Linked DNA regions of Homo sapiens: region 1 is linked to region 2. Evidence: chromatin contacts called from ENCODE Hi-C or POLR2A ChIA-PET data. All regions are on one chromosome and are shown on one strand. The core of a region is the stretch at or near the end of the contact, and the rest is flanking DNA. Distances in the headings are between cores, read along the strand shown. Region 1 holds the start of SCRN2 (secernin 2). Region 2 holds the start of EFCAB13 (EF-hand calcium binding domain 13).

The links. Hi-C counts contacts between places; a loop is a spot of excess contacts on that map. ChIA-PET counts read pairs that join two places held with the same protein, here RNA polymerase II (POLR2A). Pooled maps may share reads with other maps.
Region 1: a loop to region 2 is called in a pooled map, with 4 times the contacts of the local background. The contact joins the promoter of SCRN2 here to the promoter of EFCAB13 in region 2. A Hi-C loop is called at or near these places in 1 of 50 pooled maps. POLR2A ChIA-PET finds 5 or more read pairs at or near these places in 2 of 52 experiments (B cell and activated CD8-positive, alpha-beta memory T cell).

The regions. Positions count from the first base shown.
Region 1 is chr17:47,840,023-47,843,526 of GRCh38, reverse strand. SCRN2 (secernin 2) reads left to right here and starts at 2,254. Exons shown (of 8, transcript NM_138355.4): 1 at 2,254-2,319; 2 at 2,684-2,857; 3 at 3,155-3,336. The coding sequence starts at 2,684. RefSeq lists enhancers at 355-404, 2,227-2,782, 2,686-2,785.
Region 2 is chr17:47,322,528-47,326,063 of GRCh38, reverse strand. It overlaps EFCAB13 (EF-hand calcium binding domain 13), which reads right to left and starts at 2,109. Exons shown (of 25, transcript NM_152347.5): 1 at 1,990-2,109; 2 at 1,541-1,610. It overlaps EFCAB13-DT (EFCAB13 divergent transcript), which reads left to right and starts at 2,163. Exons shown (of 3, transcript NR_110880.1): 1 at 2,163-2,375. RefSeq lists enhancers at 1,321-1,500, 1,541-1,630 and a silencer at 1,971-2,380.

The DNA of each region.
Region 1 (3,504 bases), core at 1,005-3,504, 520 kb before region 2:
TGGCCTGCCCCCCATCCCCCCCACGACGGAACCCAAAGCCACCTCTGACCCCCCTCAGATGGGGTGCCTGGCAGGAGGATCATGGATGGCCCAGGAAAGGGTTAGGGAAATCAGAACATCTGGGCTGGCTCTCTGGGTTCCTCTCCTGGGAAGTGGAAGTAGAATCTACTCCTAACCTCTAGGGTGGGTGAATGAAATAAGAAATGAGAAAGTGACAGAGAAGAAGACAGCCTGGAAACTGCAACCTGGGGGTGCGCTGTGGCCTCTCTCTGCCTCTCCTCCTGCCTGTTTCCGCCCCACAGTGGGAAGCCGGGAAACTGCAGGAGATGAACCCGCCTTCCTGCAAGCTGCTTCAGGTGCCCAGATTTCTCAGCACGCAGCTTCGATGTTTGCTTCTGGAATGACATTAATTGGCAACCTCACAATCCCTCCCCGACACTGTATCAGAAACAGCCTTCACCTTCCCATTAATCCTAGCATGACTGACCGCCAGCACCCTAGCACAGTAGGCTTGAAAGAAGGCCAAACTCCACTAAAACACTGTTAGAATTGTTTTCTTTCTTTCTTTCTTTCTTTTTTTTTTTTTTGAGACGGAGTTTTGCTCTTGTTGCCCAGGCTGGAGTGCAATGGCGCGATCTCAGCTCACCGCAACCTCCGCCTCCCAGGTTCAATCGATTCTCCTGCCTCAGTCTTCCCAAGTAGCTGGGATTGCAGGCATGTGCCACCACGCCTGGCTAATTTTGTATTTTTAGTACAGATGGGGTTTCTCCACGTGAGCCAGGCTGGTCTTGAACTCCCAACCTCAGGGGATCCGCCCACCTCAGCCTCCCAAAGTGCTAGGATTACAGGCATGAGCCACCACACCCGGCCCACTGTTAGAATTGTTAAGCAAATACAGTAAAGTCAGAGGATACAAGGTCAATGTACAAAAGTCAATAGTGTTCCTATACACTAATAACAAACTATACAAAAAAGAAATCAAGAAAATAGTCCCATTTACAATAGCTACCAAAATAATAAAATATTTAGGAATAAATTTAACCAAAGAGGTGAAAGATCTGTACTCTGAAAATAAGATATTGATGAAAGAAACTGAAGAAGACACAAAGACATGGAAAGATATTTCATGCTCACGGATTGGAAGAATTACTATTGCTAAAATGTGCATACTACTCAAAGCCATCTATAGATTCAGTGCAACCCCTAGAAGCAGATAACCTGCAGCATCTCCCCTCTCTCCATTCTGGAGGGCTCCACAGAGCAAAAGGGTGTAAGATGCATTTGTCTTAATGATGGCTATGGAGAGATGGTTTGTAGAGAAAAATGAACTGAAAATCAAAACATTTGGGATCAGAGTGTACCTCCACATGACTGTGTGTCACCTTTGGCCAAGACTTCTTTGTGGTTTCAGTTTCACTACAGGTAAAGGCACCAAATCTTTGAACTAGAAAGTTCTAAATTTCCCTTTAAAGCGATCTTCCTATGGGTTTGAGCACTATCAGACAGATAGGTCCTCTGGGATCAGATGGGTTTTGTGCACACTTTCCCTTATTTATTTATTTTAAGAGACAGGGTCTTGCTCTGTCACCGCGGCTGGAGTACCGCGGTGTGATCTTGGCTCACTGCAGCCTCAATCTCTCTGGCTCAAGAGATCCTCCCACCTCAGCCTTCAGAGCAGCTGGGACTAGAGGCACGCACCACCACGCCCAGCTAATTTTAAAATATTTTCTGTAGAGGCGAGGTCTTGCTGTGTTACCCAGGCTGGTGTTGAACTCCTGGGTTCAAGTGATCCTCCCACCACCGCCTCCCAGAGTGCTGGGATTACAGGTGCGAGCCCCCCGCACCCAGCCTCCACCACTCTCGTATTCTGTATCTTATTCCCCTAGGCGCCTCCAGCCTGGGATTGCGCCTCTGGGATTCAAACCAGGACTCAAGTATCTGAGGTTCTTCCTTAATCTCCAGATGTCCCAGCAGTCCCCTTTCTCTGACAAAGTCTCCCTTTTCACGCGGGATCCTTTCCACCCCCAGCTCCAGCTCCCCGCAGTGACTCCGTGGGGTTAGCAGCCTTTGTCAGGCCTCAAATGGGCGCCTGGGTAGGACAGGGAGCCAGGTGGGACTCGCAAGGCCGCTCTGCTCCGGGAAGTGGTGCAGGCGCGCGCCCTGGTGGAAAACGGCGGAGCTGCAGGCTCCGTTCCGGCTCCGACCCCGAGGCCGAAGGCCTTCCAGGTCACCTGAGAGTCTCCGCCCAATGGGGCGGCCCTGGCCAGAAGCGGAGGAGGTGGCACCCGGGACCGAGCTGGGGTCTTGGAGGAAGAGAGGGTGAGGGGAATACAGTACTGGGGGTGAGAGAAGGGTTGGACAGAAGAGGGTCGGGTATCTGGGCATGCGCAGGGCCGCAGGACTCTTGGTGGGGTAGCGAGGGGGACGGTCCCACGACTGCTCCGAAGGGCCGGGACTCCCAGTGGGGGCGGGACCCCCGGAGTGCCCGCCTGCGGACTCCCAAGCCTGGAGCCTGGGGAGAGGGTGGGCACCTCCGTTCCCGCACACCCGTCCATGGTGTGTGCGCCGAGCGTCCAGGAGCCACGGCGGTGTCTTCCTTGCGCGTCTTTTACACGTGTGGGGGTAGGCTGCTCCTCGGGGCTGAGCCGTGGCCAGGGTTATGGAGAGGCCCGCCTCTCCCCAGATGGCGTCGTCGAGCCCTGACTCCCCATGTTCCTGCGACTGCTTTGTCTCCGTGCCCCCGGCCTCAGCCATCCCGGCTGTGATCTTTGCCAAGAACTCGGACCGACCCCGGGACGAGGTGCAGGAGGTGGTGTTTGTCCCCGCAGGCACTCACACTCCTGGGAGCCGGCTCCAGGTGGGTTAGACTTTATGGGGTGCTGGGAGGTGTGGCAGATCTCTGCATTCTTTTAAGACCTTCTTCCCTGCTCCCCACACCTGGGAGGCTGCCAGAAGTAGTGGAAGAGCATGAGCTTTAGGTCTACCAACCTGGACCTGAGCTCATTATGTAGCCTCAGTCTACCTCAGTTTCCTCTTCTGTAAAATGGGAATGAGACCTTCCTCAAAGGGATCTATAAGGTAATTGGCAGAGTGCCACACTCGAGGGGCCGCCCCTCTATGAGTGGACGCTTCCTTTCTCCTCCCTCACCTCCAGTGCACCTACATTGAAGTGGAACAGGTGTCGAAGACGCACGCTGTGATTCTGAGCCGTCCTTCTTGGCTATGGGGGGCTGAGATGGGCGCCAACGAGCATGGTGTCTGCATTGGCAACGAGGCTGTGTGGACGAAGGAGCCAGTTGGGGAGGGGGAAGCCCTGCTGGGCATGGACCTACTCAGGTGCAGACCCTGCCCTTCCTCATCTGCCTGACACACCAGAAATCTAGGGGCTGAGTTTTGACCTGGGCCCATCCATCCCTCCCCCAGCCTGGTTCACAGGGGCCTCCTCCTCTCTGCAGACTTTGCCCTTGTGCCTTCGTGAAGAAGGCTGCAGCAGCAGCCACCTTT
Region 2 (3,536 bases), core at 860-3,359:
CTTTCTATCCATGAATTCAACGTATATGTCTGCATGCTTAGTGTGCACTAGGTTCTCTCCTAGGCTCTAGGGATATACCAATGAACAAAATATATATATGCTATATATATATATATATATATATATATATATATATATATTTTGTTTATATATATATAAAATCTGCCCTCATGAAGCTTATGTTCTAGTCAGGGAGTGAAATAATAAAATAGAAAAATAAAACATATTGTATGTTATCTGCAATAAGTACAAAAAAAAAAGTAAAGCAGGGAGGGGAATATGAAATGTAGTATAGGGGAAGAGATGCAGGGAACAGAATGGGTGGCCAAGGAAGACCTTACTGAGAGGGAGACTTTTGAGTACAGACCTGCAAGAACTGAAGTAGGGAGCTGATTAATATCTTAGGGAAGAGCATTTCAGCCAGAAAGAAAAGTAAGTACAAAAGCCCCGAGGCAAGAAGAATGTTCAAGGAATAGTGGGAAGGCCCCAGGAGGCTGAAGCAGGAGAGATCAGAGAGGCTAAGTGAAAGTGGCATATCATGGAGGACCCCTAGATGACAGTAAGAACTGTGGCTTGTACTCTGAAGGAGTGACAAGCATTGAAAGAGTTCTGAGGAGAAGGATTACATAATCTGAAGTTCTTTCTGAAAGGATCACTCTGGTTACTGTGAGGAGGGAAATCAGGTAGGTCTGGGTTCCTGAATGCCAAGTGAAGAAAGTACTTCAAGAGTGAGCAATCAGGCTGTGCATGGTGGCTTATGCAGGTAATCCCAACACTTTGATGCGGGGGTGGGGGTCTAAGCAGGAGGGCTGCTTAAGGCCAGGAGTTCAAGACCAGCCTGGGCAACAGTGAAACTCCCACCTCTACAGAATTTTTTTTTTAATCAGCTGGACATGGCGACCTTAGTCCCAGCTACTCCAAAGACTGAGCCAGGAGGATCTTTTGAGCCCAGGAGTTTGAAGCTGCAGTGGGCTATGATTGCACCACTGCACTCCAGCCTGGACGACAGAGACCTTGTCTCAAAAAAAAAAAAGGGGGGTGGGGTGGGCGGTTAAGATCAGTACTGAATGGTTCGCTAGGTTTCACAACACGGAGGACACTGACAAACTTGAAAGGAGCCATCTGGGTGGGGTGGTAAGGAGACAATGTCGTCAGAGTGAGTACAAGAGAGAACGGGGTAAAGAAATTGAACCCAGCCAGTAGGGTAGGCTCTTTCAAGGAGTTACGTTGTTAAGAGAAATAAGGCAGTAGCTGAGAGGAAAATGGGGCTGTGAGGCTTTAAGATGAGAAAAACAAAGGCGTCTTCACTGAAGCATGACTCTGTATGACATCCTTTCACAAAATACCTTCCTCTTTCCTCTCATGCCACATTTCCCTCACAAGCCGCCCGACTCGCTCGCTTTTCTCTCGCCAGAGGGACTGAAAACGTCATTAATACCAACTGCATACACAACTCCATTGCAGCTACTGCCATTCATGAACGTTCAAACTTTCGTCACCCTGTTTTCATATTTGTGTAACAAACGTCGAGTGAACGAACCTCCACCTCTTCCAAGAACCCACGCTGAGGAGGCTTCCCATAGACCCTGCTCTTACGAAGCCAACGACTTCTACAGGAAGAAAGAGGACCTGTAAGCTAGCGAGTGAACGACCCGCAAGATGGAAATGAGTGTGCTAATAGAGGTCTCCGCCTCCCGCTGAAGGAGCAGGGAAGTGACACCACCCCCGGGACCGCCAGCCTTCTACAACAACCACCATTTCTGAGGAACCACCTGATCAGTCTCAGTCACCCTTCAATCTGCCCCTTTGTCCCACTCAGTCCCCTCACTGTTCCTTTCTGGAACCTTCCTTCACCCAGCCCCACCACTGTTCTCCTTCCTCCCTCGCACCCTACTGCATTCTCCACCCTCCACCTCGAAGGCTCCCCTCCCAACTCCTCAGCGGGTCTCGCCTCCCCTCCCCACCTCTGTCCCCCAAGGGTCCCACTACCGGCCCGAGCTGCCCTCCCTTCCTCTCGGCTGGAGGCCCCCGCGCTCTCTGTGGTCAGCCCCTGCCGCCCCTCGGGCGGCGCTGCTCTAGCTCTGCAGCCTTCCCAGGATCCCGCGCCGCGCGGCCCCGCCCCCGCGGTCACCTGACCGAGCCCGACGCTCCGCCCACCGACCACCCCGAGCGGAGCGGGCCCAGGACCCTATCGGCTGTCGAGCCGGTGCTGCCGCGGCCACCGCCACCGCCCAGGGGCTCCGGGGCTGTGGGGAGCGGCTGAACTCAATACCGCCTCCGCGCTGACTGGAAGGCACTGCGGCCGCGCCTGCCTGCCCCACCTCGTAAGGGCCTGTGACCTCACGAGGCCAGCCGCCGGGCGCTGCATTCGAGCGGTGGGGCTCCTGTCCGTGCGCTTTCCTCCCGCAGCCCCGGCCGGGATTCCGCCCTCCGTCCTTGCCACCCGCTCGCCACTCTTCCCTAATCGCTGTTCATTCTCCGGTGCGCTGTCCCGCCATGGTCTGACCCCACTTCAATCTTACCTTCGGTCCGTCCTTTGAACACCCCGACCCCCGACCCCTTTCTTCCAAAACATTCCATCCTTCTTGGCTTCTGCTACTCAATAATGGACAGCAGCTCGAAGGCCATGTGTCCCACGGCTTTGCTGAAATTTGTCTCGGGTTGCCTTTAAGGAGACTGTCGTTTCCTTTTGAAAGAGATACTTTGGTTGGTTTGGTTTTCTTCTGTGTGTTTGTTTTTCCTATGTATTTATCGTATGCAGTTGGGCAAAATACTTAACGCTCCCTGAGTCTCGATTTTCTCATTCTTCCAGGGTTGTGGGAATTCAAAAATATATACGTAGTGCTCAATAAATGTTACAATATTTAATCCCTTCCGTGATACTACTGTGTTCATTTACATCTTAAACCTTGCTTTGTAGGCATTCTTTAATATTTTATTTAGATTTTTATTATTATTAAATATATGTACAAATCATAATTGTAAATATTTAATGGGGTACAATGTTATATTTTAATATATGTATACAATATGGAACGACTAAGTCAAGCTTAACATATCCATCACCTTGTTTAACGTTTTTTATGGTGAGACATTTGAAATTTACTCTTAGCAGTTTTGAGATATACGATATATTATTATTAGCTATAGTCACCACACTATGCAATAGATCTCAGAAACTTGCTGCTTTTGTCTGACTGAACCTTGTACCCTTTGAACAGCATCTCCCCATCCTGCATCTCCTACCCGCCCCGTCCCTTTCCAGCCTCTAACAACTATTCTACTGTCTACTTCTATGAGTTTGACTTTTTAAGATTCCACATATAAGTGAGATCATGTGGTATGTGTCTTTCTGTGCCTGGCTTTTTTCACTTAGTATGTCCTCCAAGTTGATTCATGTTGTCACAAATGACAGAAATTCTTTTTTAAGGCTGAATAGTATCCATTGCATATGTTGATTCATGTTGTCACAAATGACAGAAATTCTTTTTTAAGGCTGAATAGTATCCATTGCATATGTTTACTACATTTTCTTT